Linked DNA regions of Mus musculus: all the other regions are linked to region 2. Evidence: chromatin loops called from intact Hi-C (ENCODE). Cell type or tissue: left cerebral cortex. All regions are shown on one strand. Region 1 holds the start of Asf1b (anti-silencing function 1B histone chaperone). Region 2 has its middle 13 kb from the start of Gm51542. Region 3 overlaps Adgrl1 (adhesion G protein-coupled receptor L1). Region 4 overlaps Gm26721 (predicted gene, 26721). Region 5 has its middle 25 kb from the start of Gm26721. Region 6 holds the start of Mir1668 (microRNA 1668). Region 7 overlaps Gm26721 (predicted gene, 26721).

What was found. Peaks named below come from ENCODE experiments on the same cell type or tissue, not always from the same donor. Only the 100,000 strongest peaks of a DNase experiment are listed, where the experiment ranks them.
Region 1: a loop joins it to region 2, with 11 times the contacts of the local background. A loop is called at or near these places in 18 of 42 quality-filtered maps.
Region 3: it touches region 2 in a loop (9-fold over the local background); 7 of 42 quality-filtered maps call a loop at or near these places.
Region 4: it touches region 2 in a loop (6-fold over the local background); 38 of 42 quality-filtered maps call a loop at or near these places.
Region 5: it touches region 2 in a loop (5-fold over the local background); 5 of 42 quality-filtered maps call a loop at or near these places.
Region 6: a loop joins it to region 2, with 2.8 times the contacts of the local background. A loop is called at or near these places in 14 of 42 quality-filtered maps.
Region 7: a loop joins it to region 2, with 7 times the contacts of the local background. A loop is called at or near these places in 38 of 42 quality-filtered maps.

Annotation. Positions count from the first base shown.
Region 1 is chr8:83,953,527-83,957,526 of GRCm38, forward strand. It overlaps Asf1b (anti-silencing function 1B histone chaperone), which reads left to right and starts at 2,168. Exons shown (of 4, transcript NM_024184.2): 1 at 2,168-2,411. The coding sequence starts at 2,303. It overlaps Gm10644 (predicted gene 10644), which reads right to left and starts at 1,807. Exons shown (of 5, transcript NR_169070.1): 1 at 1,577-1,807. In left cerebral cortex, CTCF peaks have their summits at 622 (motif pointing right), 1,795, 2,002 and 3,513; DNase peaks (open chromatin) are centred at 1,956 and 3,501; H3K4me3 peaks cover 1,327 bases; H3K27ac peaks cover 323 bases.
Region 2 is chr8:83,781,538-83,785,537 of GRCm38, forward strand. No RefSeq gene overlaps it. Among named protein-coding and RNA genes, the nearest start is that of Gm51542, 13 kb to the left of the region's middle. In left cerebral cortex, a CTCF peak has its summit at 1,844; a DNase peak (open chromatin) is centred at 1,803; H3K27ac peaks cover 402 bases.
Region 3 is chr8:83,919,722-83,923,721 of GRCm38, forward strand. Adgrl1 (adhesion G protein-coupled receptor L1) reads left to right here. Exons shown (of 23, transcript NM_181039.2): 4 at 3,278-3,387. Among named protein-coding and RNA genes, the nearest start is that of Adgrl1, 22 kb to the left of the region's middle. In left cerebral cortex, a CTCF peak has its summit at 2,074 (motif pointing left); DNase peaks (open chromatin) are centred at 1,462 and 2,064; H3K27ac peaks cover 559 bases.
Region 4 is chr8:83,886,447-83,890,446 of GRCm38, forward strand. It overlaps Gm26721 (predicted gene, 26721), which reads right to left. Exons shown (of 4, transcript NR_166528.1): 2 at 3,841-3,864; 3 at 3,462-3,570; 4 at 630-1,786. Among named protein-coding and RNA genes, the nearest start is that of Gm26721, 11 kb to the right of the region's middle. In left cerebral cortex, no CTCF peak of the experiment used is centred here; a DNase peak (open chromatin) is centred at 2,199.
Region 5 is chr8:83,872,813-83,876,812 of GRCm38, forward strand. No RefSeq gene overlaps it. Among named protein-coding and RNA genes, the nearest start is that of Gm26721, 25 kb to the right of the region's middle. In left cerebral cortex, no CTCF peak of the experiment used is centred here; DNase peaks (open chromatin) are centred at 2,187, 2,665, 3,037 and 3,848; H3K4me3 peaks cover 1,972 bases; H3K27ac peaks cover 1,814 bases.
Region 6 is chr8:83,723,128-83,727,127 of GRCm38, forward strand. Ddx39a (DEAD box helicase 39a) reads left to right here. Exons shown (of 11, transcript NM_197982.3): 11 at 1-224. The coding sequence ends at 14. Adgre5 (adhesion G protein-coupled receptor E5) reads right to left here. Exons shown (of 20, transcript NM_011925.2): 13 at 2,738-2,902; 14 at 2,028-2,219; 15 at 1,642-1,871; 16 at 1,491-1,560; 17 at 1,311-1,402; 18 at 1,065-1,233; 19 at 852-950; 20 at 124-775. The coding sequence ends at 746. Mir1668 (microRNA 1668) reads right to left here and starts at 857; the gene lies at 751-857. In left cerebral cortex, a CTCF peak has its summit at 1,850 (motif pointing right); a DNase peak (open chromatin) is centred at 1,821.
Region 7 is chr8:83,893,765-83,897,764 of GRCm38, forward strand. The region is part of intron 1 of Gm26721 (predicted gene, 26721); the gene reads right to left. Among named protein-coding and RNA genes, the nearest start is that of Gm26721, 4.0 kb to the right of the region's middle. In left cerebral cortex, CTCF peaks have their summits at 375 (motif pointing left), 2,313 (motif pointing left) and 3,712; DNase peaks (open chromatin) are centred at 373, 2,325 and 3,615; H3K4me3 peaks cover 511 bases; H3K27ac peaks cover 733 bases.

The sequences.
Region 1 (4,000 bases), 170 kb after region 2:
TGTTGTCTGGCTGTCCTGGAACTCAATCTGTAGACAAGGCTGGTCTCAAACTCACAGAGATCTGCCTGCCTCTTAATTGCTGAATAATTGTTCCAGCATTAAAATAAAAATCCTTAAATAATAAGGATATATATTCTTTTTTTTTTTTTTTTTTTTTTGGTTTTTCGAGACAGGGTTTCTCTGTATAGCCTTGGCTGTCCTGGAACTCACTTTGTAGACCAGGCTGGCCTCGAACTCAGAAATCTGCCTGCCTCTGCCTCCCGAGTGCTGGGATTAAAGGCGTGCACCACCACGCCCAGCTAAGAATATATATTCTTAAATATTATATACTTAAACAATATGAGTGCAGATGCTTACAGAGACCAGAGGACGGTATCAGATCCTTTGAAGCTAGAGCGGGTTGGAAGTCAGGTCCTCTGCAAGAGCAGTATACTCTTAAAGCACTGAACCACTTCTCTAGCCCTCAAATTCCTCATCTCACAAGAATGGCCTTGAACTCCTAACCTGCCTCCTAAGTGCTGAAATTACTGGCTTACATTTTCTTTTTTTTTTTAATATTTATTTATTTATTATATGTAAGTACACTGTAGCTGTCTTCAGACACACCAGAAGAGGGAGTCAGATCTTGTTACAGATGGTTGTAAGCCACCATGTGGTTGCTGGGATTTGAACTCAGGACCTTCAGAAGAGCAGTCGGGTGCTCTTACCTGCTGAGCCATCTCACCAGCCCCTTACATTTTCAACTATAAATTTTGTGAAATATAAAAGGTCAGATACCTCTTTCAAATAAAAGTGGACAGTCCCATGCTAGGTTACAGACCTGTTTGAAATGTGAAACACATACAGGATCCCAAAGACTTCTCAATGAGTAAAAAGGTGCAGGATAGCTCATTGGTGTTTTTAGAATGGTCATATTTGAAATGATTATTTTTGTCCTATTTAGTTAAGTGTCTATTAAAAATCATATTCATTGCTTCTTGGCCTTTTTGCATTGGCCAAGTATGAAAACTAATTTACTTACTTCCCCAAACTCACTGTGTAGATCAGGCTGGCCCACAGAAGTCTGCCTACCTCTGAGTCCTGAGATTAATGGCACGCATCTACCTTTCCATTTTGTTTTAACCTTTAAAAGATGTGATTGGTAAAGGTTGTGTAAGAAGCTATGACAGGGTATAAAGAACCAGAAAGTAAGGAGAAAAGGTAAGTTTCACAGACAGCGGCAGTTAACTGGTTTGGTTTTGGATCAGGGTTTCTCTGTGTAGCCCTGGCTGTCCTAGAACTTGCTCTGCAGACCAGGCTGGCCTCGAACTCACAGGTCCACCTGCCTCTGCCTCCCGTGTGCTGGGATAAAAAGCGTGCGTCACCGAGCCCGGGCTGAAAGACAGAGTGCAGAGGCAGGATTCAAACCCTGGTCTGTCCACGAACCAGAACTCCCTTCGGACTGAGACTCGATCCTGTATCCCCTCTCATCGCTACGCCATCTTGTCTCAGGGGTGATCTAAACCTTCTCGACAGTCTCCTCGACCATGATTTTCAAAGGTAGGAACCCCTCAGGGTAGTCCCCAGAAACGCTCACCTGCTGACAGCCGCCTAAACCGCCCAGGCCACTCTCTCCTCCTTAAAGCTTTTCACTGTGAGGGTGTGCGATTTCCACAGCTCTCCAGCCCGGCGTTCCTCACGCCCACCATAATAGCCAATCACGTCTCAGAAACCCGCTTACGGCCACGCCCACGATCGATACTCAATCACTGCGAGTGCGAGTGCCGTCTTCTCAGCGCGTTTTAGTGAGAGTCGCGCGCCACCGTTCGGCCGTTGGTGGCGCTGCTCTCTGTGAGGTGCGTCTACCGGAAAAGCGGAACGAGGGGCGGGGGATGCCGGTGCGGTAACCCTTGGGATTGGACAAGAGAAGTTCCGCGCTCTAACTCCGCCCACCCCGGAGCGAGCTATTCCAGTCGGAGACTCCAGGGATTGGTTCCCGATAGACCTTTACGAAGCTAAGAGATTAACGTTCCGCCTCCTGGGGCCCGTGAAGAGGGAGCTTCTCTGATTGGTCTGAGGGTCCAGGCGCGCGCCTGAAGACGCCTCGAGATTGGCTGATGGCTCGCGCCGTCATCGGTCCTTAGCGGCGATTGGCTGGAAGGCGGAGCCGGCTATTTGAAGGGAGCGCGCTGAGCGGAGGAGCGCTTCAGAGGGAAGAGTTGGGAGACGCAGGGAGGTTTCCGTCCTGTCGTCCCCCCCTTCTTCTCTGTCGCAAGTCACTGTGAAGAAGTCTCCACAGCAGCTGCGGCTCCCGGGCGCGGTGATGGCCAAGGTGTCGGTGCTGAATGTGGCTGTGCTGGAGAACCCGAGCCCTTTCCACAGCCCCTTCCGGTTCGAGATCAGCTTCGAATGCAGTGAGGCCCTGTCTGACGGTGAGGCCGGGCCTGAGCCGGGGACCCCAGACCCTCCTGCCCTCGGGGTTTCGCCACCCCCAATCTCCCGGGGCCAACTAGATCTCCCATTAGATACGCCTCCATGGCCCAGCTCCGGTCTCTCGGTGGAGCCGGCTCTGTCCAGTGTACATTGTCTGGTGGAGGCCTCGTCACCCTTCGTCTTGCACCGCTTGTCCTTGTACGCTTTCCCTGGAGACCCGCAGCCACGCCTTTTCCCTATGGCTAGACCCCGCGTTGATGCCCTTCCTCCTAAGAAACCATCCACGTGTCCTATGGAATCCCAACCTCCAGTCCCGTCCCCCCCCCTTTTCCTTGTGGGTATCTTTTCCTACAAAGCAGCCAGACTCTTCTGTTGCCCTGTCCGCCCATGTCAAGACCTTCTTCACCCCATGGCTCCCAAAAACCCCCTCCCCAGACAACTCCAGATTTGTCCCCCACAACTCCTGCTTGCCAACCGTAACAACATGGTGTTGCCTATAAGCCTTCTTCCTTTAGGTTAGTCCCAGATCCTATGTCTGAGCTCCCTCTGAGGAGAGATGGGGGCTTCTGACTCCAGGCTTTGTAGGTAACTTGGTCTCCCCAGCTCCTGGTCTGGGTGAATGTCCTGAGGTGAGGGGTGCCACAGCCAGGCAGGCCTCTTCCAGTTTCTGAGATTTCTACTAGCTGCCAGCTAACTCAGTGCAAGGAACCCCTCATCCCTTTTGATGGGCTGACCTTGTCTGGGGAGTGGGTGGACTGACCAAACAGGGATGGGATCCAACTTCCATCAACTGGGAGGCCACGGGCTTTTGTGGATCTTTCACAGAATGACTTAATTCATCTGTGGGACATAAAGGTGGACATGGCTCTCATCACACAGATGAGAGAACAAGAGCCATAAAGAGCAAAAGACTTTCAAATAAATCCATGAACATGTAAACTGTGAAGTCACTTTGGATTCTCAGCTCCCCAGCAAAAGGCAAGTCCTGTTTTCAGAGGACCTGCTTTCAACACTCCACGAGACCATTTCTCTACTGAGTGTTGAAAGGATGTAGCAGCTGAGGAGGTGGAGCTCTGAGAGCCTAGGCTGTGGCAACTAGTGCCTCTTGGTGGCTGTTGGTGGTATTCAGTTAAGGCCAGCCACTCCTGTTCACTTGGAGCTGCTATGTGTGTGCTTGGGGTGGGTCAGTGGCTCAGCCTCTCCCTAGTTTCTTACCCCTTAAGTTTAAATGAATCTACTTATGACTAACTATAGAATAAGCTGGGTTAAATCCTTACTGGAACAAGGCAGGGTGTAAATAAATAAATAAAAGGTAGAGTAACAGTGTGGAATACGATTTATTTGGAAGCCAAGAGGAGATATAAGGAGCTGATAGATTAAGGGATTCACAGTTCCCAGATGCTGAGAGATCAGGTTTCAATCAGTCTGTTTGTGCTCCTTGCATTTAAAAATGGTTGCATGGTCATTGCCTAGTATTACTTTTATTCCTTATTTATAGAACCAGAACAGCGAGGCTAGAGTCAGCCTGTTGGTCATGTTTTAATAGGAGCAGGGTGATTTTTCCAAGTCAGCCAGATAGTAGTAGAAG
Region 2 (4,000 bases):
AAGTCTGGCTGAGCTACAGAGCAAGCTCAAGGCCAGTCTGTGCAGTTTCCTAAGGGCCTGAGAATGGAAGCTGTAGGTTCAATCCATAGTGCCATACAGTAAAGAAATAGTTTTATTTTAACATTTGAAGAGCAAGCAAGGTTCTTGAGGACTGGAGTGAGAGCTCCCTGCAGTGAGGGAAGGCTAGAGATGTAGCCGCCTACCCCCGCCACCTTGTGCTTTTTAAACTTCATTTATTCTTTTGAGACAGGGTCTTTTTTTGTTTTTGTTTTTGTTTTTGTTTTGTTTTGTTTTGGTTTGGTTTTGGTTTTTCAAGACAGGGTTTCTCTGTGTAGCCCTGGCTGTCCTGGAACTTACTCTGTAGACCAGGCTGGCCTCGAACTCAGAAATCCGCCTGCCTCTGCCTCCCGAGTGCTGGGATTAAAGGCGTGTGCCACCACGTCCGGCGAGACAGGGTCTTAAAAACTCAGGATAGTCTCATGTAATTCAGAATAGTCCAGATTTACAATGTAGCTAAGGATGGCCCTGACTGCCTGGCCCTCCTGCCTCTCCAACCTCATCTAGCTTCATACATTTTAGAAAATTTGTGGTCAGAGGCAAAGGCCAAAGAGAGTGATGATTAGACTTGTTTGTGAGCCAGGGTCCTTTCTGTGAGTCACATGGCAGCTGAGAGTGGGGTGGTGACCCCACAGGTTTTGGCTCAGTGTAAGGCTTATTCTTCCCCGGGTCAAATTTCTGTCCCGGTGTGTGTGTGTGGGGGGGGTCTTGATACCACCCCTCTCTCAGTTCTGGCTACCCTGACCTCTCTTATAAGAATTCATCAACTGCCCTCTGAGATGGCTCAGTGGGTAAAGCCACTAGCTGCCTAACCTGAAGACTTAAGTTCAATCCCCAGAACCTGCCTGGTAGGAGAGAAGCAACTCCTGCATGGGTCCTCTGACCCCTACATGTGTGCCATAGCATGTGCACTGTCACACGTGTGCATACACAGTAAATAAATAAATAGCACATTGGCTTAAAGACGTCGACTCTGTGATTCAGTCTTGCAAATGACCTGAGTTCAGTTCCTAGCACCCACCTGTAATTCTAGTTTCAGGGCACCTGACACCCCCTTCTGATCTCAGAGGGTACCAGGTATGTGGGGTACAGACACACATGCAGGGAAAACAGTCATACACATAAGATAAATCTGAAAGAGGGAGAGAGCTTTACCTTCAAGCTTGCCTGCCCCAGGGCCTTTGCATTTGCCACACCTAACTGGAAAACCTAATGTAATTCATTCTTTCTCTCTCTCTCTCTCATGTTCATGTGTGTCTAGGTGTGTATGTGTGTCCGTGTGTATTGGTACCTGGAGCTTGGTGTGCTCATGGGGTAGCTCAGAGCTTTTCAACCCTCTGCACAAGCCACACCGCCTGGAGCCGGCTCTGATCTGCGGTCTGGCTCTTCAGTCATGAACGTGTCACTCTATCCCTCTGTTGGCCTTCTCCTCAGTACACTTACTGAATCCAGCAATTGTCTTGTCTTGTCTGGTCCCAGTTGCCCTCCTGAGCTCACCCTCATCCTCATGCCATCAGGAGCTCTGGCCGATTTAAATGCTCTCTTCCCTGTCTCTGACCCCAGACCAGGACAAGCACAGAGGCGCTCGGCAAATGTCTGTTGCATGAATACGCGGACAAATTCTGGCTGAGAAAGCGTCCTTTGCAGGAGAATTTCATAAACGTGAGCTGTTTCTAAAACTACTCCTGGGGATGGGGGAGGGTGCGCCCTGGGCGGGGAGGAGGTGGCTGTGACCCACTTTCGCAGGCGCCGCTCGCACCTCCACTTGGCGGCCCACAGGTGGCGCTCGCTCCCCGCGCTGCAGCAGCAGCCTTACCGGTCACTAGCGGTGTGTCCGGGTGTTTTTGCAGACAGAGGCCTGTAGACACCGCCTGGTTGGGAAGCTTTTTGATCATGTGTGAGGTAGAGATGAAGGTGCCCTCTCTACCTATTTCCTAGCAGTGCGCACACTAGCTAAGTAACCCCCAACTTATGCATGCAAGGACAAACTTACATAGGCCATGGCTGGCTCAGGGATGGAGGCAGGTGCGCATTCACAGTAGCGATGTGTATTGTAGAGAGAAACTGAGGCTCAGGCTAGTGACATGACTTGCTCAGGTTCATAAACCAGGTGAATGGGTGACCTAACATAAAAATACATTTTAGCCTAGTGACCTGAGTCCAAATCCCTGAAACCACGTGAAGGTGGGAGGAGAGAACAGATTCTACAAAGGTGTCTTCTAGCCTCTGCACATGCGCTATGGATCCCTCCACCAGTAATAAATTTAAAAAGGCAGACAGATCTCTGAGTTTGAGCTGGTCTACACAGGAAGTTTCAGGACAGGCAGGGCTATTTGGTGAGACCCCATTTCTAAATAAATAAATAAATAAATAAATAAATAACCGACCAACCATGTAGGCTGGAGTTGGAAGAGTGCTTTTCTAGCCTGCATGCTGCTCTGGGTTGGATCTCTAGCACTGACTAAAACCAGAAATGCTGTTCTCACCTGGCACTCACAAGGTGCAAGTAGAGGATCCTGCTTCATCGCGAATTCAAGTCCATCCCGGGCTACATGAAACCTGTCTCATAAAATAAAATAAAATAAAATAAAATAAAATAAAATAAAATAAAATAAAATAAAACAAAACATACAGCTGAGAGAGCTAGGGGTGTCGCCCAGTGGAAGAATACTTTCTGTGTATGCAGAATATGATCCTTGGTTCAATTTGTGCCCTTCCCCCTCAAAAAGCATTGGAAAACCCTGGCATGGGAGTGGTGCCCAGGCTATAAAATGCCTCTTCCAGGTGGGCGCGGGAGACACAACAGCCTTGAATGTTCCATCTCCCCAGCTCCCACCCCCTCTGGTTCAGCTGCTCTCTGAGGTTCCTGAGTCTCTGCCTCTTGATGTTGGCTCCTTGTTTGAAGGGGATCACTCTGCAGTTTGGAGGATGCTGGGTGGATCCCTGGTCATCGAAGCTGAACCCCTCTGTCTCATGGGCCCCTTGCCTGCTGCTGAACCATGGCTGCCCTGCTCCAAGCCCCACCCCAGGATTTTTCTTGCTTTCCCCAAGGTCAGAGTCCAGAGGGCCTTCCTGGAACCCCACCCCCACAATGTACAGGAGAGAAAATGAGGCACGAGGAGGCCTTAAGGGAAGAATAGCCAGGAAAAGAGAGAGAACGTCTACTGAGCAGACCCACATAGGACTTTGTAAACTGGTGTGTGCCTTTACCTAGTTCAAGGTCAGATTGGGATTCAAGAATGGGAGCCTAGTACCTGATTCAGCTAATAATCTCCGAAGGCTTTTGGAGAGAAACTTGAGAAGCCGCTGGGTCTCTACACCAAGTACCTGTTGTGGCTGGGTGCTGGGCCCGGTGCCCACCCACTAACCTCGCCAGAGATCTCTCCTCGTGGTGTGTTAATCCCTGAACTTCTGGCTTGGGGTTGGGTACACTCAAAGGTTTGGATGTCCAGATGAGGTTATGCCCAGAGTATCTACTCAGGGGTGCCCCTGCCCTTTGCTGTGGTCGTTCAGAAGCCCTCTTTGGGCACAGTGAGCCTGCTACTCTAGCCCAAGCGGGTGGCTGCAGCCGGCTGTGTGTATGTTTGGCATGCCTGTGTGTTTGTCTGCTGCGATGTGTTTACATCAGATTTTTCTGGCCCGAGTGTGTCTGTCTTTGTTTATCCTTCTGCTCTGTCTCCATGAATGCGGAGGAAACTTCTGTTTTCAATTGGAGGCCAGAGAAATATCTTAGTGCGACGTGTGCTCAGATGGATTGGAAGGGATTTCCCACTGGATTCTCTAAGGTTAGAGTAGGGGGAGGATTCTGCCGGAATCCAGGCCAGAGGGAGAAGCTGCCGGAACTGGTCCTTCTGTGTCAGGAAAGAAACTGAGGCACAGGGTGGCCTGAGAAAGGGTAGCCGGAAACAGGGGATGCCTACTATAAACTAGCCACATGTAGAGT
Region 3 (4,000 bases), 140 kb after region 2:
CATCTTATCTATGATAGGCCATTCTCCCTGGGCCGCCAGTGAGCACAGTGGACACTTGAGTCCAACCCTATACCTCTGCTTGGAACTCTCTGTCCCCACCCTTCCTCTACAAAAGCCCAAGCCTTCTTGAGGCTGAGTGCATCTGTGACCTGCCCTGACCGATGACCCTCCTTCCCTGTGAGCTCACTCAGTGCCCCCTACGCAAGATTGTGCAGTGCTTGCTGGGTCAGTTCTCAGTACTTGAACATGCGTCAGAATTTGCAGCCCTGTAGCCCGAAGGCCCCCAGCCTCCTTTTCTGGTCTGTCACATCCTTCAAGGGGATCTGTGGGCCACAGGAACCTGGCCTGTTAGCTGGGAAGTGACAGAGCCAACTGCTGTGTTTGGGGTTTTGTTCTCTCTTTCTTTTTAAAGATTTTTTAAAAAGATTTTTATTTATCTTATGTATATGAGTATACCGTAGCTTACAGATATGGTTGTGAGCCTTCATGTGGTTGTTGAAAATTGAATGTAGGACCTCTGCTCGCTCTGGTCAACCCTGCTCGCTCAGTCCCTCCTTGCTCTAGCCCAATTATTTATTATTATAAATGAATAAGTACACTGTAGCTGTCTTCAGATGCACCAGAAGAGGGTGTCAGATCTCATTATGGGTGGTTGTGAGCCACCATGTGGTTGCTGGGATTTGAACTCAGGATCTTTGGAAGAGCAGTCAGTCAGTGCTCTTACCCATTGAGCCATCTCGATGGCCCCCCTTTAATTTTTTATTTTTTAGAAACATGAGTATGTTCCAAGTGGCTATTCTCTGCTTCCTTGTGGCTGTCTGCCTAACTGGACACTTCTGTACACGCCGAGGCTTCAGGACCTACCCTATTCCTGACCCCTTCAGGGCCCTGCCTGCCTTCCATCCATATTGCCATCAGATAGTTAGCCTTTGCTTGCTATTTCATCTTATGTCCTCCCTAACTCTTAAGTTACTGGCCATATGGGGACAACAGACTTTTGTCCTTTACTGCTGTGGCTATGGCCAGGTACACAGCAGTTGCTCACTTGATGCTTCAGAGGTGAGAGTTCAAGGCCTGCACGGTAGGAACAGGAGGAAGGCTGGAAGCAGCATAGTTGGCAGAGGAGAGGAAGACACCAAGATCGTCACAGGACATTGGGAAGACCGGCTGGTTCAAAGTGTGCAAGGCTGGGGCTGCCTCACCACCTTTGCCCCGTTCTCCTGGTACCTCATCCAGCCTCCAACCAGGACTTAGGCCCTCCCCCCTCCCTTGAGCACCTGGAAGATATTTCCACAATATCTGCACAGCTAGAGCAGAGTCATGTCTGTGTCCTCCTCCACACTGGAGGCTGAGCGGTGAGTTACAGGGACCAGGGAGCATGATGGGGCCTCGGGAGCTTGCTTCTCCTCTGCGTGCCCCAGCTTTGTGTCTGTCAGGGTCATGGCTACGCTGCCTGGACAGATGCCGCCGGACTGAGTCCCACCACTTAATGACAGATGCACACCCACTCTCCATGGTAGTTCACTCCAGCTTCAGGGGAGTCTCAGGTACAGAGCTGGGGGGTGACTCGGGGCCCGGCCTTGTACACATCTGATGAGCATCTGCCATTGGGCTACACTTACCGTTGAAATTAAAAACTCTAAATTTGAATGCTTTTGGCGACATTTTGTGCATTGACCAGCTCAGCTTAGCTCCAGAGCATTCCATGGCTTCAAAAAGAAACCACATAGCTTTTATCAGCTGCTTCCCAGTCTCCTGCTGCCTCAGCTCTGTGTTCTCTGTCCGGGTATTTGCGTTGGCTCTATATACATCATACATACATACATAAATACATACATACATACACACACACCCCATCCTGCCCCATGCAGGTTTTCCTCACAATCACTGTTGAAATTTATCCTTGGTATGCGTCAGCACCATAGCCCATTTCCTAGCCCATTCTGTCATGTGGGCAGGCTACATTTTACAAGGCACTACACCACTGATGCCACCAAGATCTCTAACAGGCTACATTTTGCTCAGCATTCCTCCATGGACAGACTTTTGTGTTGTCTCCCCCTGTTGGTGGAAGTAGGCAGTACAGCTGTGAACATGTGTGTTGAGGATTTGTTCATACACTTGTTATAAATTCTGTAGAGCGCACTGCTGAAGACTGGGATTGCTGTGTTCTATGAGGCCATGGCTGAGCTTTAAAGAAAGGATTTGGGTGGGTGGATAACACCAGACTTCGCCATGCCTAGTTCTCCATTTCCTCCCTAGCCTCCCCCCGATTTCCTCTTCTGTCCTTCCTGGTGCCGGGAAGAACTAGAGGCAGATTCAGGTTACTTTTTTGTTTTGGTTTTTCATTTTTTTGGATTTCAAGACAGGGTTTCTCTGTGTATCCTTGCAACTCTCTGTAGACCTGGCTGGCCTCAAACTCCACCTGCCTTTGCCTCCCAAGTGCTGGATTATCATGGCTTCCAGGATGCATGGGGATGTGTGACCATTCTGCCTTTCTCCTTTCCCCCTTTTGTTGCATCAGTCCAGGCCCTCAAGTTGTCCACATTTGGGGTGAGTCTTCTCTCTGGCAAGACCCTCGCAGACATGCCTAGAAGCACGCCTGACTAATGTCATAGGCAGTTCTAAACCCAGTCTAGCTAAAAACGAGGGTGAACCTTAGCTGGGCACTGATGGTGGTAACGACTAACGTGAAGATGCAGGGAGTTGGCAGTGACTGGACTTGAGGCGCCCCTGCAGGAGGGGATAGGGTCTGTGTGGTGAGCAGCCACCAAATGTGGACAAGCGTCTGTGATGGTATCTTCGAGTTGTAAAATAAGGCATCCTTATCCATGGAGGAGCCAGCAGGGACTGCGGTTGGTGAATCCCTGTAGAGATTCATGACTTTTCTGGCTGTGCTGGCTGCAGACCCTCTCAGACACTGTCCAAGAGTGTGACAGTGACCATGAGAAGGGCCAAGGTGTCACAACAGGCACTAAGTCTTCTGTGGATGCTGTAGTTTGCAAAAATACCCATCACATGTGGTAGTATGTGTACTTTTACTAACTGGCACGGGGGCTTCACACTCAAGTTAAAGAAGCCTGCCAGAGGTGTACTGGTCTAGGGAGAACCTGCCTCGTGGCTGCAGAGACTTGTGGGACAGAAGGCAGGCAGGAAGCAAAAGAGCACTCCAGTCTCTGCACTCCATAGCACCTTCCCTTTGGACTGCGTTTGCTCTCTGACCCTTGAGCCTCCTGAGTCCACCATTCTCAGCTCCTTTTTCCTTCTCCGTCTGTAGGTGTAATAACCGAACCCAGTGTGTGGTGGTGGCCGGCTCTGACGCCTTTCCTGACCCCTGTCCTGGAACCTACAAATACCTGGAGGTGCAGTACGACTGTGTCCCTTACAGTGAGTCATCTTGTTCCTCATGCTGTTTTGGGCCCTTCCCCCAGTGGAGCAGGGACGGAGAACCTTGATCCAGTACACCTGTGCGCACATGCGCACACATCCATAGGGCTGGGCACAGGGCAGCAGGCTTGCTCCCACTCGGACACATTCTTTTCACAAACCACTTGTCCATATTTGGTGGCTGCTATCCCACTGTACAGACCCTGTCCCCCTTCCTGTAGGGGCATCTTCAGTGCTAGTCACCTGCCCACTACCCCTGCTTCCTCACGTGCCCTTTACTTGCTAAAGTCCTTCAGAGCCACACTCCTACAACCCGCTAGCATCGCCCAGCCTTCCACCGGCTCTGCCTCCCTCCTGATAGTGTTCACACCCGAATGGCCCTCACCTTCACCGTCTCCTCCACTCGTCGCTCCTTACGTATTACCCTGAGAACACTTCCTGTCCACAAAGGAAGTGCTGCCCCCTAAGATGATCTTTGGGAGCCAGCGCCTAACTATCCTGCATCTGACCAAGGGAAGCAGACAGAGCTCATGCGTCCTCAGCGCCCCAGTAGCCCTGCCCACTGTCCTCCCGCCTCCACCCACCACCCCTTCTGTCCTCTCACCTGGCTTCA
Region 4 (4,000 bases), 100 kb after region 2:
GTTCTCTGACAAACCCCTTCACTCTAGGTGGGAATGCATCCCACGCAGCACTACTTAAATAGAAAGGTCACCTAGTAGGGCCAGAGATGAGAGTCAGTTGGTAGAATGCTTGCCTCGCATGCACAAGGCTAAGGGTTGGAGACATGATGGTGCCTGCCAGAGATCCCAGCATCAGAAACAGAGGCAGGAGGATCAGAAGTTCAAGGTCATCTTCAACTACATAGTGAGTTGGAAGCCAGTCTGGCGCATGCAAGACCCTGTATCAAAAATAAATAGGTTCCTTCCTACCAAAATAAGGAGGGGCAGGGCAGTGGTGGGGCACACCTTTAACAGGGGCGTAGAAGCAAGCAGAGCTCTCTGAGTTCGAGGCCAGCCTGGTCTAGAAAGTGAGTTTCAGGATAGCCAGGGCTACACAGAGAAGCCCCATCATATATATATATATATATATGTGTGTGTGTGTGTGTGTGTGTGTGTGTGTGTGTGTGCGTGCGTGTGCGTGTGTATAAAACCCACGCACAAAATAAATAAACAAACAAACAAATAAATAAGGAGGGGCGGGTATGTGGTGGGAATATCTGCAATCACTCCAGATGTAGGCTTAGATTTTTTAAAACATACTTTTCTTATGGTTTGTTTGTTTTAAGATTTATTTATTCTATTTTATGTGAGTACATTGTTGGTGTCTTCAGAAACACCAAAAGAGGGCATCCGATCCCAGTACAGATGGTTGTGAACTACCATGTGGTTGCTGGGAATTGAACCTGGGATTTCTGGAAGAGCAGTCAGTAATCCTAACTGATGAGCCATCTCTTGAGCCCCCTTATTTAAGGTTCTTAAACTCTTCAACCGCTCTTCTAACTTACCAACCAGACAAAGTGGAAAAAGAAGGTTAATTGGAAACGGGTGGACCGGACTAGAAGTAGCTTCTTGGGGTGATTCTTCTCTTTGTTGTCAGGATACCAGCAGTCCGGTCCAACAGCAAACACCAAACATGAATCAGTAGTGGCAGCTCAATCCAGCAGAAGCCGCAAGGGTCTGCTACATCCCTGAGTCAGCAGAAGCGACCGGCATCAGCCAGAATACCAGGAGAAGTTCTTTGATGCGTTTCTCTCTATGAAGTGAAGACCAGCGAAGCATTGTACAGTGTATCAATGCAAGAGCGTCTCCCCACAGTTTGTGGGGTTCCATTTATATTCTTTCTAAACATCACAAGCCCTCTCAAGTGTCTGCAGCAAAACATCACACGCCCTCTCAGAAGACAACGTCCAGGAAAACATCACACGATACAAGGGAGTTGCTAAAGAAACCAGAAATTTCCACTTCATCCAGAGGCAGGTGGATCTCTGTGAGTTCAAGACCAGCCTGTTCTACATAGCAAGTTTCAAGCTAGTCAGGGTTACATAGTAAGGCCATGTTTAAAAAGAAAATTAAACACATAAAAACAATGGGGTCAAGCTGGGCATGGTGGCACAGGCCTTTAATCCCAGCACTTGGGAGGCAGAGGCAGGCAGATTTCTGAGTTCGAGGCCAGCCTGGTCTACAGACCGAGTTCCAGGACAGCCAGGGCTACACAGAGAAACCCTATCTTAGAAAAAACAAAAACAAAACAAAAAAAAAACCAAAAACCAATGGGGTCATCAAAATGGCTGAACACTTGCTGCCAATCCTGAGTTCTGAGTTCAAGTTCCTGGAGCACGCCCTTCAGAAGGTGAAGACCCAAGGAGAGAGCCACTGCGCCACTGCCAAGCACTCTTCTCTGACTTCCACGTGGGTGCTGTGCACACTCCTCTCCCCCAGAATGAAAGAAATGTAAGTTTAACTTAAAATAAATAAATGCATAAATAAATGCAAGAAAGGTCAGATGGGATCCCAGTAGGATGTTCTAGAATGTTCTTGGGGGGAGGGGTGACACATCATTGTGCATACACAATCTCACAATCTCTCAGTCATAGACATACACTGAGAGAGAGAGAGAGAGAGAGAGAGAGAGAGAGAGAGAGAGAGAAAGGCCCATATCCCCAATACCTCCATGGAATACTTTCCCTCCCCAGGGCATAAAATGAGCCATGATTAACATACCCCAGTGAGCACACAGCAAAGCCATTTGCTGGCATCTATATTATTTGTCCCCTTGGAGCCTAGAAGAGATGGGAGGAGAGTGGGCCTGCGCAGTGTAAACCACATTTCATCACAGGAGGAACAGATGGAAAAATGTCTCCTCCCCTCCCTCCTGCTTCTCAGGCTCAGAGTGAAGAACGGATGTCAGCCACAGATTCACTCCTAGCCACACAAGGGTAGTGTATCTGAAGAGGTGGCCTGGTGGGACTTGGAGACCCAGTGACCCTGCCACTGCCCATGAGCTGCATGCCCAGGCCTCTAGGACTGCCTGATTTGATGGCTTTCCAGTCTTGTTTTAATATTTCCTTTCCTTTTTTATTTTATTTACACTGGTGTGTGTGTGTGTGTGTGTGTGTGTGTGTATGTGTGTGTTTGTGTATATGTGTGTGTGTGTTTATGTGTGTGTCTGTGTGTTTGTGTGTGTCTGTGTGTTTGTGTGTGTGTTTGTATGTGTGTGTGTGTGTATGGACAGTGGGAGGGAGGGAGTGATGAGGACATTGTTTTTGAGAACACAGAGTGTCATATATTCCAGGCTGGCTTCGAACTCACTCTATCCCTGTGGATGCCCTTCAGCCTCTGGCCTCCTGACACCCTAAAAGCATGGCCAGACATGAGAGGCAAATGTGATCAAAGTATGTGGTTATGAAAATGTCACAATAAGACCCATGACTTTATGAATATAAGATAATAAAAGGATCTGGTCAGGGGTAGCATACTCTTATAATACCAGCACTTGGGAGGTAGAGGCAGGCAAATCCCCGAGTTCAAGACCAGCCTCATCTGTAGAGCAAGTTCCAGGACAGCCAGGGCTACACAGAGAAACCCGGCCTAGAAAAACAAACAAACAAACAAACAAACAAACAAACAAACCAGGAGAATCAAAAGAAGAGCTGCCTCACATGCCTCTGAAGTTTGGTGTTCCTGAAAAGAGAGACTGAGGCAAACTGGAGACAAAAAAAGAAACAAAAAAGTTTCCCTTGGCTCCAGGGAGCACTCCCTCTTACCCAGATCTGTTAGCCCTGGAAAGACAGTGGCTGGGGACCAGAGGCTAGCTCAAACTGCTGACTGGAAGGGAAGACCTGACAGTCAGACCAGCTGTGGCCACCTGCACAACTCAGTGCTGAAGCAGAGAGAAGGCAGGTAAAACTTCAGGGAGCCTGGACTCCTAGGGCAGGCCGATGGCAGCCACTTCTCCCACAAAAGGAAAAACACCACATCTTGACACCTATGGCGGGCTGTCACTGCTGTTGTATGCTCCTGTTGCTATAAGAAAATGCCCAAGCTTGGTAATTTATGTACTGTAGAAATGTACTGTTTAGTCAAGCAGTAAAGGTTTGTGTTACCTGATGTCCTAGAATTCAGGAGGCTGAGGCAGGAGAATTGCCATTAATTTGAGTCCAGCCTGGGTTCTGTAGTTCCAGGCCAGACTGCTGCAGAATGAGACAGTAGCATCTAAAGAAACAAAGAAAACAAAACTATACTCACTGTTGAGCACTCCAGGCCCCACAGGTAGCACCAAACCCAGGGTCACACAGATGGCCTGCTGAAATTCAGTGGCTCACAAAACAAAAGTCATGAATCTCTCAAAGAGATGTGTACGGAGAGAGGGGAGCGGGGATGTAATATTCACACACATGAAAGACAAAATAAATAAGCAAAATAATAGCAAGGCAAGTCAAGGACTAGGCTGGGCTAGCCTGGGGTCAGTATTTGGGGACTTACCTATGCAAAGCCTTGGTTGCAGCCCTAGTACCAAAGAGAAAACAGAAGTGCAGCTCAGTACATTCAAGAGTTGTGTGACTATTGTCTCCATTCTAGAACACTCTCTTTACCTCAAATCAGTCATTTCTTCCCTTCTTTTGCTCCAGTCCCTTGCAGCCTC
Region 5 (4,000 bases), 91 kb after region 2:
AGGACACCAGCACTCACAGACACATCCACACACAGATATTATAATTTAAAAAAAATAGCAATATAAATTTTAAAGTATTTTTAGAATTTTTTTTAAGAAAAATAAAATTTGGAGAGGTAGCTCAGCAGTTAAGAGCACTTGCTGATCTCCCAGAGGACCGTGGTTTGGTTCCGAGTACCCATATGGCAACTTACAACTGTCTATAACTCCAGTCCCTTTTCTGCCTTCCTCGGGCACCAAGCATGCATGTGATGCACACAGACACACATGCAGGCAACCCTCACACCCATAAAATATTCTTAAAAGAAAAAAGTTGGGGCTAGAAATGAGTCCAGTGCTTGCCACACAGCATGTGGGTCTGAGTTTGAATCCTGATTCCTGCATTTAAAGCCATGGCAGTGTGTCTCGTAATACCAGTGCTAGGAGGCAAAAGCAGTCGAATCCCTGAGACTCACTCTGTGACCAGTCAGTAGCCAAGGGCTGTGCACTCCAAGCTCAGTCTCAAAACATAAAGCAGAGGCCGGGTATGGTGACAAAGGCCTTTAGTTGCAGCACTCAAAAGGCAGAGGCAGGCAGATCTTTGTGAGCTCAAGACCAGCTTAGTCTACACAGCAAGTTCCAGGACAGCCAAGACTACAGAGAGACCCTGTCTGGAAAAACTACTGCTGCTGCTGCTGCTGCTACTGGTGATGATGGTGCTGCTGCTGCTGCTGCTGTGGAGAACACCACAGGAAGACACCAGATGTCAACTATCCTCTTTGCACACATGCACACACAACTAGAATAAGGCTGTGTTTTCTTGGAGGCTTGCAGGAGCTCCGATAGCGTCCGTTCTTAATAAATGGCTGCTTTACACCACCTTGACTACCCAGAAAACAAGGTCTAGGTCCAAGTTGGTGCTGGACGACAGAGGAAGACTGCCTCTCTCTGTCTTTAGGGCCAAGTCAGACACCTTTGCGCTGCCAGAAAAGCAAAGCTAAGTTCTCAAAGCTCCTGGACTTTTAATTTGTTTAAACATTTATTTATTGGTGTTTGGGGATAGAGCCGTCAAAGCATAACTTGGAACAGTTGGTGCTCGCCTTCCAGCAGGTGAGTCCAGGGCATTGAATCCAAGGTCATTGAACCCATCAGGTTAGCAGCAACCACTTAACCCTACTAGGCTATCATGCTAGGACTATCTATTTGAAATCAGGCTTCCTCTTCCCTTTCTCCACCTTTGCTGCTCCAGATGGCTAGGAGAGATTCGCAGGAAGAAGGCACTGGGATCCACACAGCTTAGGAACCACACACGGCTGAGGGAAGAGCCCACCCCCCATTTTTCAGACTGGATCTACTGTGTAGCCCTACCTTGATGGAAACTCACTATATAGACCATATAAACTCTCTATAGACTAGGCCAGCCATGAACTCCTGGTCCCCCATTTGCTACATCTCAAGGTCTAGGATTACAGGTGTGAGCCACCATGCCCAGTTACATGCAGTGTGCTGAGGATGGAATTCACTGCTGTGTGCATGGTAGGGCGCACTGAATCATATCCCTGACCTCACATTTTTACGGAGTCTACTATCTCTCCACGTGGACGTGGACAGCATGAGCCACTAGGGCAGAGGCAGACTCTAGACAAAGCAAAGGTATTAAATCCCAGCCAGCCACAATAGAGAGGCCACCGCAGGCTGAGCTCAGAGGTGTATAAGCTCAAGGTTATCTTTAGAAGCAGACATTATCTTGTCTCCCCAACCCCTAGAACTGCTGGGTTTTTATGTGTCTGTGACAGTGCAGGTTGTCTTAGGGGCGTGTTGCATGTAGGTGCATTACAATACAGCACACAGCACACTCAATGTCAAAAGAAGTCAGGCGACTTGCCTAAGGTCACACAGCTAAGAAATGGACCGAGAACAAGAAAACCCAACTCTGACCTTCCTTCTTGACTAGAAAGCAGTCTCGTTGTGTGCCTGGTACGGTTTCGGATCACCTTGGGATACCAGGGTCTACCGTGGTGGCTTGGCAATAAGTGAAGCCAGGGAAGACAGTCATCCTCATGGCGGTAACTCTTGCCCTTGAGCCACAGCGCAGGCACAGGGTGAGATGTCAACCCAAACACTGGGACTCCCGGATTCCCGCTTAGGCCTGTCAGAAGTGTGGAGGAGTCCCGGGCTCTGGGGAGCGCCCGCTGCTACTGCTCATGCGCAGTGCGCGGGAGCTCGGCTGGCGAGCTGCGGGGTCTCATTAGCACCACCATCATTACGGCAGATTTATGTGCGATCCCTCCCGCACTCTGGGGCCGCTCCCGGCTCAGCACGCGGGGAGGGGACGGGCTGCAGTAGGCACCAGTGCGGGACGGGATGGATTCGTGGGAGCTAGCGGGTTCTAGAGCCGCCGCGCCCTTTCGGGCCAAAGCCAGAGCCACGTCCCGGTCCGCGGACCCCGTGGTCCACTTGCGGGGTTGGAGGGATCTGGGCGCCGCCGACTCGCCCCAGTGACCCCCGAAAGCTTTCGCGCCCCGGCGTAGTGGGTCCGGGGCTGCGCGGGAGAGGTGGGCGACGCGGGTACCAGGTCCCCGGGCTGGGAGCGGGCGCTTCTCCAAACACCACTCCTCCCCTCCTCCGCCTGCGAGACGGCTGCGGCCCCGCCTAGGGAGAGGGGGGACCAGAAGGAAGTGCTCCTGGAGGGAAGTGTGGCGGGATGAAGGGAGAAGGGGCAGCGCACTCCCGGGAGCGGGAGGCAGTCCTAGGAGGAGGGGAGGTGGGCAGGAGGGAGGGAACTGGGCTGGCCAGGAACCGAGAAGCGGAGCAGGAGAGCGGGCGGGGGGGAAGGGGGGGAGGGCTGGTAGGCCCGCTGGGGTGCCGCGGGCGAGGAAGAGAGGAGGGGGAACTGGGAGGGCGAGGCAGTGAGTGCAACCTGGGCAGTATCAAGAGAAAGGCACCTCTCGCATCTTCCCTAAACTATCTTTAACTCCAGGCTGCATTTCCATTCTCTATCCTGGTTCCCATCCTCCCGTATGGAGGCGGCTGCACACATTGGCCTGGCTCTCCACTCTCCTTCCCGCCCTGGCATCCAGGGTGCCAGACTGGGAGGTAACACGCCTCTTCCATCTGTCTCCCAAGTCATCCGCTTCCCAAGGCCTCCAGGGTTGACCCTGAGAACCCTCTCTTAGGAGAGACCGATGTTTAAATTTAGTAAGCACCTCTGTCCTAGCTTCTTGGGACCAGCAGAGGTTCCAGAGAGAGAAACTGAGGCAGAGAGCAAAGACCCAACACGGATCTCTACGAATCCCGCGTTATCTTTGGACACTAACCAGCCTGTCTCTCCTGCTCCGAGCTCTCCTGTTCCTCCGTGGGCAACCGTGGTGGCTGTTTCAAGGCCCCCCCCCAAAGCCCAGCCTTCCTGCTTCGCCACGGGGAGCTCCCAAAAGCCTGAAAATATCTTTAAATTAGGAAAAAGAGCTAAGCCGCCAGAGTCCTTTGGTCTATTAAAGGAGGAGCAGAGGCCACCGGCGTCCCCACCCCCCCGCTCGGATTTTGCATTTGAAGCGCAGACGGCGGGGCCGGTCGGCCGCTGGCGGGGCCGCGGGGCCGGCCAGCCGCGTCCCTTTCAGCGCCCGACCCCCCGCTAGGTGTGCCGGAATTAGGACAGCGCCCCTCTCCGCTGCTTTCATCCCCCAGGGCGGCGGGGGCCTCAGAGGCGCTAATGAAGCGCCTGAAGCTGTTTGGCTTAAGGAAAAGGCCGGAATTCTGGGCAATGTGAGACTGGGGGTTGAGGGTAGCGTCTGGAAATCTGCCTTGAAGTGTCCCAGGACCTTGTTGGCTTGGCCTGGACAAAGCAGTACCGTCCTTTTAGCTCTGCTGGCCTCTGGAACCCAACTCCGGGCTCCTCCCAGCCTGCAGCTGCTAGTTCTGGTAGCTTGGGTTCACTTCCAAGCTTCACTGATTTGGGGGGCGGGGCAGGGGGAACCTCAGGCAGCTCAGAGCCTCAGTTTCCCTGTCAAGCGATTCATCAAGA
Region 6 (4,000 bases), 58 kb before region 2:
AGCAGAGCCGGTAACCGTATGTGTAGCCAGGGCAACATGGCCACTCTCTTTCCCACCTGCTGCTTCAGAACCTCTTTCTAGGTGACAAATCGATGTCTCTTTTTATTGTTCCAAAGCTTTAGTGATGTAAGAATAAACTTTTATTGTGAATGCATGGCTCCAGCCCCATCCCTTTCGGTCAACATCTCATGGGGTTGGGTCAAGCCAGCAAACTTCTCACCAGCAAACGTGCCATCTTTTTTATCAATATGATATTTAATTTTGTGTGTCAACATTGAAAGGTTTACAGGTTAAAAAAATTACAAAACCTAGTCTTTAGCTGTGAGACCTTCTGCCCTGGATGTGGAGCAGCGAGGCCTCTGTACCGTGAGCCTCAGCAGCAGGCGGGCTTCAGTGGCTGACGTGGCATCCACAGTCTTAGCTTAAGGAAACTGAACCCAGCACCCTGGCAAAGAGCCCAGGTCTCAAGGGCTCTTCCCTTTGTCCTAGGACTGCCTGCCTCGTGTACCAGGCAGTGGGCTGCAGGTCTGGGCTGGCTGCATTCTGTTTCTCTGGTAGGCAGTAGCTGTGGTGAGGCAGAGACAACCAGAAGCAGGACCAGCGACCCCTTGCCCCGTGGCAGGGCTCATTGCTGGGTTTGCATCCCTTCTTTATATGAAGTGGGGTCAAAGGCCGAAAGGTGGCAGGAACAGAAGGCAGAATGACAGCCGTGAGTATGTGCTGCTGTCCTTCATGGAACTCGCCTTCACATCCCTGATTCTGAGGACCTGAGAGCCTGCAGAGAAGGAGGCCTTTGAGGCTGAGCTCACCTAGGCCTGCCCTCCCAGCCCCACTGCAGGCCAGCCCCTTACCCGTGTTTGGCTGGTGCCAGTGCCTGTTGTGGAAGAGTTGAACTCTGTGTACTTGCTCCCAGTGACCATGCAGGCCCATTTCCAGTACTCTTCCCTCACCTGTGAACACAAGGCACCAGGTTATGGGGAAAAAAGGAGCTGGGCTAGGGACTCAGGCCTGGCCCTGCCTCCTCCCACCCTGGGCTCTTCCATAGCCAGCTCTGGTCAGCCTACCTTTTTGTTGAGCAGGCAGAGCATCACATAGAGGAATAGGCCCTGCAGGCAGTTGAGCAGGGTAAAGATGTAGGATAGCCATGTGCTATGGGGGTTGAAGAGGAACAGGCCGAAGCCCCAGGTGCAGCCCAGCACAAGGAGCTGGGCGATGGAGGTGATGGTCAGCACCCTGTGGGGGTGGACAACTGTAGCAAACAGCCCGGTCTCCAGCCCTTGCCCCAAAGCCTCCTTCCCTGCCCCTCTCACCTCGCCTTCCTTAACTTCTTCATGTTTGGGTTGATTTCAGAAAACTTCTTTGTGAGCTTCCAGACAGTGATCACGAAAATGGCAGCATTGCACTGAGTGGGGATCATGGTCTCGGGTTATAGGGCTGCAAGGAGTTAGCAGTCTGGCTGCTCAGGCCTCCAGTGCCCAGAGAGTACTTACGAAAATGATGAAGGCCACGGGTCCCGAAAAGCTCCAGAGAAAGCCCTGCTTCCTAAAGTCCAGCCAGCAGCTTGGGGAGGAGAAGGTGCCCCATCAGTCAGTGCCCCAGCCCTGGCCCCGCCCAGCCTGGGCCTCACTTCAGTACACTCACTATGTTGCATGCCCATAGCCATCCATTTTGACAACTGCCATTGAGATGGCCACGATGAGGAGGGGCACCCCGTAGCCAATCAGGCAGCGTTGCCATGTACTCAGGCCTTGGCCCTGGAACACACGCACCACCAGGAAGTAGAGCTCCACGCCCTCCAGTGCCATCCAGCAGAAGGCGGCCAGGAAGCAGAAATGCAGCATCACGGCCACCAGGCGGCAGCGCAGGCCCACCTGTGGGATGGAGAGTTAGGAAGAATCAGTGCCCGGTAGGACCACTGGGCTTCAAAGCCTCATGCCCCAGCAGCGGGGCTCCATCAGGTTCTGGCTCCACACTGAGCCCCAGCTGGGCCTTACTCCTAGGACTTAACTCCATGCTCTGGAACTTACCTCACCCCCTTCATTCTCCACGCCGACCAGGAATATGATTGAGCCCAGGAAGAGGCAGATGCACAGGTGCAGGTGCACCATGGTTCGAGAGCTCTGGATGGGCTTCACCAGCAGGAAGGTCAGGATGCACAGCAGCAGGCAGATCAGGGACAACAACAGCCCCACCTTGGTGATCAATTCCAGCCTTGGGTCCTAGGAGCAGGCAACCAGGATGAGTGGTGTGCCCTCACACCCCTCCTACCTATGATCCTGCATCCTGTCTTGGACTACAGGGCCAACTGGCTAATTCAAGCTGACCATGTGGCCCAGGTAATAGCCATGTTCAGGAAGCTACACTACCTGGAACAATCTACACAGGGCCTTTTATTTGCAGGGGAGGAGGGTTGCCGGGTGAAGTATCTGTTGTCACTGTGCTTTCTGGAGATGGAACTCGGGTTATTAGGTTGGCTACCTGCAGGCACCTTTACTCACTGACCCATCTCATCTGCCCAGACTGGTGTGCTTTTAGCAGTTCTTGACAGTTGTGCAGTGACTCAGACAAGAGGCCTGCATCCATCAGCTACTGGGTCATAAAGAGGATTCCAGGGGAGGAGCTAAAAAGCAAGGCATGGGGCCATCCAAAGGAGCCTGCTTGAACAACACCCTTGAGTGGAGACCATGCTCCTGCCTAGCACACCTGGCTACCTGTGGGTCTAGAGCTTACCGCTTACCTGCACATGGTACTGAGCCATTAGGATGGCAAAGCTGGTCAGGTGGTTGCAGTGGCAGAAGCCAGTGCCATTCATTGAGCAGCCGTCGGTGTCCCAGTACCCATTCCCGTTGTGGGCTTTCCAGAAGGCACATATCAGCTCATGACGTGGCTCAATTGACTCCACCTGTGGGCAGATAGGTGGTGAGGGTGTCGGAAGCACACTTTGAGCACACTTAGGGCCAGTCTGGGGGAGCTGAGAACCTTGCTTTTGGCTACATAAGTATCTACTTTGTGCTCAGAGAGCATGAGGAGCCAGCAACTGAACAACAGGACACCAGCCCTTGCCCTGAGCTGAAACATCACAAGCAGTAGCAGGTAATAAATGCCAAGGAAATTAAAAGAGCCAGCGGGAATGGTTGCCTACAGATTGTAATTTAAAAACAAAAACTAGGTTTATTGGATGTCCTCAGTCTATGTATACTATCTCATACACTCCAGGCTGCCTCAAACAGCAAAGAGTTACAGAGACAAAGTTTGGAGCTGAGACGAAAAGATGGACCATCTAGAAACTGCCATATCCAGGGATCCATCCCATAATCAGCTTCCACACGCTGACACCATTGCATACACTAGCAAGATTTTGTTAGAAGGACCCAGATATGGCTGTCTCTTGTGAGACTATGCCAGGGCCTGGCAAACACAGAAGTGGATGCTCATAGTCAGCTATTGGATGGATCACGGGCCCCCAATGAAGGAGCTAGGGAAAGTACTCAAGCTGCTGAAGGGATCTGCAATCCTATAGGAGGAACAACAATATGAACTATCCAATAACCCCTGGAGCTCGTGTCTCTAGCTGCATATGAATCAGAAGATGGCCTAGTCGGCTATCAGTGGAAAGAGAGGCCCATTGGTCGTGAAAACTTTATATGCCTCAGTACAGGGGAACACCAGGGCCAAGAAGTGGGAGTGGGTGGGTAGGGGAATGGGTGGGGGAGTGTGTGGGGGACTTTTGGGATAGCATTGGAAATGTAATTGAAATAAATACCCAATAAAAAATATGGAAAAAAAAACTGGTTTCTACTACCATGTAGGTCCCAACTCAGGCTGGGAATTAAATTAAGGTTTGGTGAAACCGTGGGAGCTGGGAATTGAACTCACGACCTCTGGAAGAGCAATCAGTGCTCTTAACCACTGAGCCATCTCCCCACCCCTTTTAAAACATTTTATGATACTGAAGACCAAACCTTACCATGCCAGGTAAGCATTCCACCATTGAGTCAAC
Region 7 (4,000 bases), 110 kb after region 2:
CCAGTAAGCATTCAGGATCTCTTAAGGACCCTTCTTCCTTTTTATCTACTCATCTATCTCTTGATCTCACTCATAAGTATGTCTGGGGTGGCATCTTCCAAACTCCTTTCTACTCCTATACCACTGCTCCCTCCTGCCAGTCTCTACAACACTGCCAGTCCTGTCTCACCTCCTCCCCACCCCTGTCCCCACACACTTTTTTCTTCCCCCAGTCCCCATCTCAGGCACTCTCTGCATTCTCCTTCCCTCCAGCCCATCAGACCTCAGCTTTCCCCTTCTCCAGGCTGGGGAGGTAGCTGTGCCTCCTGCACACCTGGGGAGAAGGGACGAGCTGGCTCACCTGCAGTCACAGAACAGTAGGACAGCGGCCCCTAGTGGCTGGGGAAAGAACCACGGTTTATTTTAACGGGACCGACTGGGTTCCTGGTAGCACATCAGCCCCAAAGACATATCTTTGGCCCAAAGTTTTGGAGGTTCCCTCCATAATCATATAGCCTGCAGAAAGGCAACATATCTTTCTTGGTAGTAGATGTGAAGAACACACCATTCAGTTCCTAAACAGGAAGTAAAAGGGGGAGATGGGAAGGGAGGAGACCCTCACAGTTTTCTTCAGTCACCCTCAGTGTGGTGGTTTGAATGAGAATAGCCCCCAGAAGCTCATATGTTTGAACACTTGGTCTTGAACACTTAGTGGAACTGTTTGGGAAGGGTTAGAAGGCGTGGTCTTGTTGGAGGGGGTGTGTCATGAGGGTGGGCTTTGGGGTTTAAAATCTACACCATTCCCAGTTAGCTGGCTCTGCCTTGAGCCTGTGTCATAGATGTGAGTTCTCAGCTACTGCTCCAGCACCTTGCTTGCCCAATGGCTGCCATGTTCCCCACCATGGTGGTCATGGGTTCTGACCCTCTGAAACTGTAAACCCCAAATAAACTCCTTCTTTTCTAAGTGCCTTAGCCATGATGTTGTATTACAGCAACAGAAAATAACTAAGGCACTTTGTGATTCAAAGACCTCTATAAAGCTCCAACTCCCAAAGGTGTATGTACTGACTCCCAACAGTGCCAAGCTGGGACCAAGCTTTCAACACGAGTGCCGGCAGCAGAGGACATGCACGACAGACAAGAACACTCTAAGGTGGGCAGTACTGTGGAGAGGAATGCGAAGGTCGGGGTGCTAGGCACGTGGAGGTGCAAGGGTTAAGGAGTGTCTCTACAGCATACTCTAAACCCAGCCACTCTTCCTTCCCTTGTGTCCTATGCCTTCACTCACCAACCTCTCGTCTGATGGTCAGCTTCCGACTCCCCAGCTCTCTCAAGTCACCCCTATAACTTTTTAAATATATATTTAGTGTGTGTGTGCACACTGCATGTGTGCATGAGTGTGGGTATAGCTCAGAGGACAACGTGTGAGAGTCAGTTCTCTCTTTCTGCTATGTGAGTTCCAGGAATCGAACTCAGATCATCATGTTTGGTAGCAAATGCCTTTACTTGCTGAGCCATTTTGCTGTTCCACGCACATTATTTTTAAAAACCGAGGCTAAAATATTATTATGTAAAAGTAAGTGCTCAACACTCCAGGACGGACAGCCCAGGGCACGTGTCTAGGTCCACGACATGTCTACCAGTCTCACACCCCCGCCATAGGAAACCCTATTATCCACCACTGCCCTCTCTCTCCCAGTCTCGGACCACCATTTCCTGTCTCTATTCTTTTGATATTTCACACCAACGGAGTCATATACTATCATACTACATGACTTCAAACTCAGGGCACTTCTACCTCAGCCTCCAGAACGCTGAGATTACAGAATGTGCCTCCTTGTCCAGTTTTGACTCCAGTTCTGTAATTGCTCTGTGAGATCTGGAACCTCGACTGTCCTTCTGTGAGATGGAGAAGGGGGTCTTCTCACACCTGGGCCATGCCCCCAGGGCTGACTTGCTTTAGTGCTTGCTAGTTGGTGGGTCAAATGTAAATATTACAGCTAACCTCCAAATATCCCCACTCCTTCTGATGCTCAGCTACCCTGCATCTGTCCTCACTCCACTTCCTTGCTGTGCTGGGGATTGGAACATGGCCTTCGATAGACCCTGGCAAGAGCCCTACCAGCTCCTCCCAAGAGCAGATTCTGAGCCAGCGCTCTAAGATTGACTGACATTCCTCAATCCTCACGGAGGGATCTTAGGCAGGTGCCCTACTGCAGAAGCACATCTTAGCCCCTCACATCTTCCTCCCCATCTCCATTGCTATCCTCCACCAGCACACTATCCGTTATCAGCAGTCTCTGGCATTTGCTCTCTACCCCACACTCTCCCCCTAGTGGCCATTAGGACCTGTGCACACTTGAGTTCCTTCTCGCCCTTCCTTCCCATAGTTTCTGTCTCATGGCCCACTAAGCCAACGTACTCAGTACCTCCTCCCTCTCATCTGAAGGGGCCTTCACTGATCTGCTCAATGCTCCTGCCTCTGGACCCTGGAAAAGGCTGTTCAATCTGCCTGGCAGGACCTTCCTCATATTCCCTCCCCAACCCTGAGGCTCCTCCCTTTTCTCAGCTCTTTATTCAAACCCCATCTTCCTGGAGAGACCTCCAGGGACCTCCCCCAACTAAAGAGCGTAGCGCTGAAGCTATGAGAGTCTACCGTGAATGCAGTCTTCTGTCCCACTCCTACATTGCAAAGCCTGCCACCATTTCTGGGTTCATTTTATTTCCTTTCCTTGGTGACACTTGTGTCTTGGTGGCATCGTTTATGCATTTGCAGGACCTTGTAGTATTTGTTTGTTTCACCAATTAGAATGTCAGTCCCAGAGGAGATAATTTGTTCACTGCCATCGAACTGAGTTTTGGAGTTAAAGGTATGCTCACGATGTCCAGCGCTCAGTGAGGCCTTTATCTCACTGTTCACTTGAGTGGGTTCTGAGTGTGGTACTGGAAGGAGCTCAGAAATTGCTCAAGGGATCCAGTACAGGAAGCCCCCAGGGACCGCAAGAGTGCACAAACCCCAATCATCCAGCTCCCTCGACAGGTCACATCGATCTTGCAGGTGCAGCAGGCATCTCCTGGAAGGAGTTGGGCTGAGACAAATTTGGAACCCTAGAAACAAGGGTTTACTGAGCCAGAGACCGTAGGCCCCACACACTGAGAGCCCAGAAGGGTACCATTATGTCTTGGAATGAGGTGTCCAACATGCTAGATGCTCAGGCTATGGGATCACAATGATGCAGAACATTGGGTATCTTCATGCCCAGACACTCTGCACATCGGTGTCCTCAAGTACACGGTGCTCAAAAGATGGGGTGTCGTGCCTATAGACTTAGGGTAACCCAAGACGCAGGACAGCCTGTGCATAAGGATCTAATGGGACCAGGTGTACAGAATGTAATGCCAAGGAACGACGTGGTCACTCTGCATAAGGTCCCAACGTGAAAGGCAGGATGCTAGAGTGAACTGCACCCTATCCAGGCCTCGGGTACCTCTAAGGAGTAGAGGGTTAGAGGTACCCGCAGCGGGCGAGTCTGCGCGCGCGCGTGCACGCTTTGGTTCCCGGAGCCCGGCTGCCGGCGCAGCCTCCACTGCGACTGCGCAGGCAGAGTCCGGGGTGTGCGGGTGACTCTTCGTGTTCACAACCTCCCTGCATCCTTTGCCTTCTGAGCCCTCTGCCCAAGAACCCAAGAGCCACGGTTAGGATGGAGGCTGGCAAGCCAATTCGGCCGCCACCAGGGGCGCACCACCGGCCACCAGAATTGGGGGAGAGAAGGGTTTTGGAAAGCGGGAGGGGGAGGGGACATCCTGCTAGGATTTTTCCAAACTGAGCCTTGGTCCTTAAAAAATATATATATCACGACTTTTCTTCATAATGGAGCGTGCTAGTTCAAACTATCTCCTGGATTGCTTTTGCAGAAGAGATGGGTGGGCTGCTGGAGAAAGGAAGCTAGTAGCTAAAGGACTCCTCCCTCTCCATTTGGGCTGGAGATAGAATCCAGGCCCTTACACATGCTGGGCAACC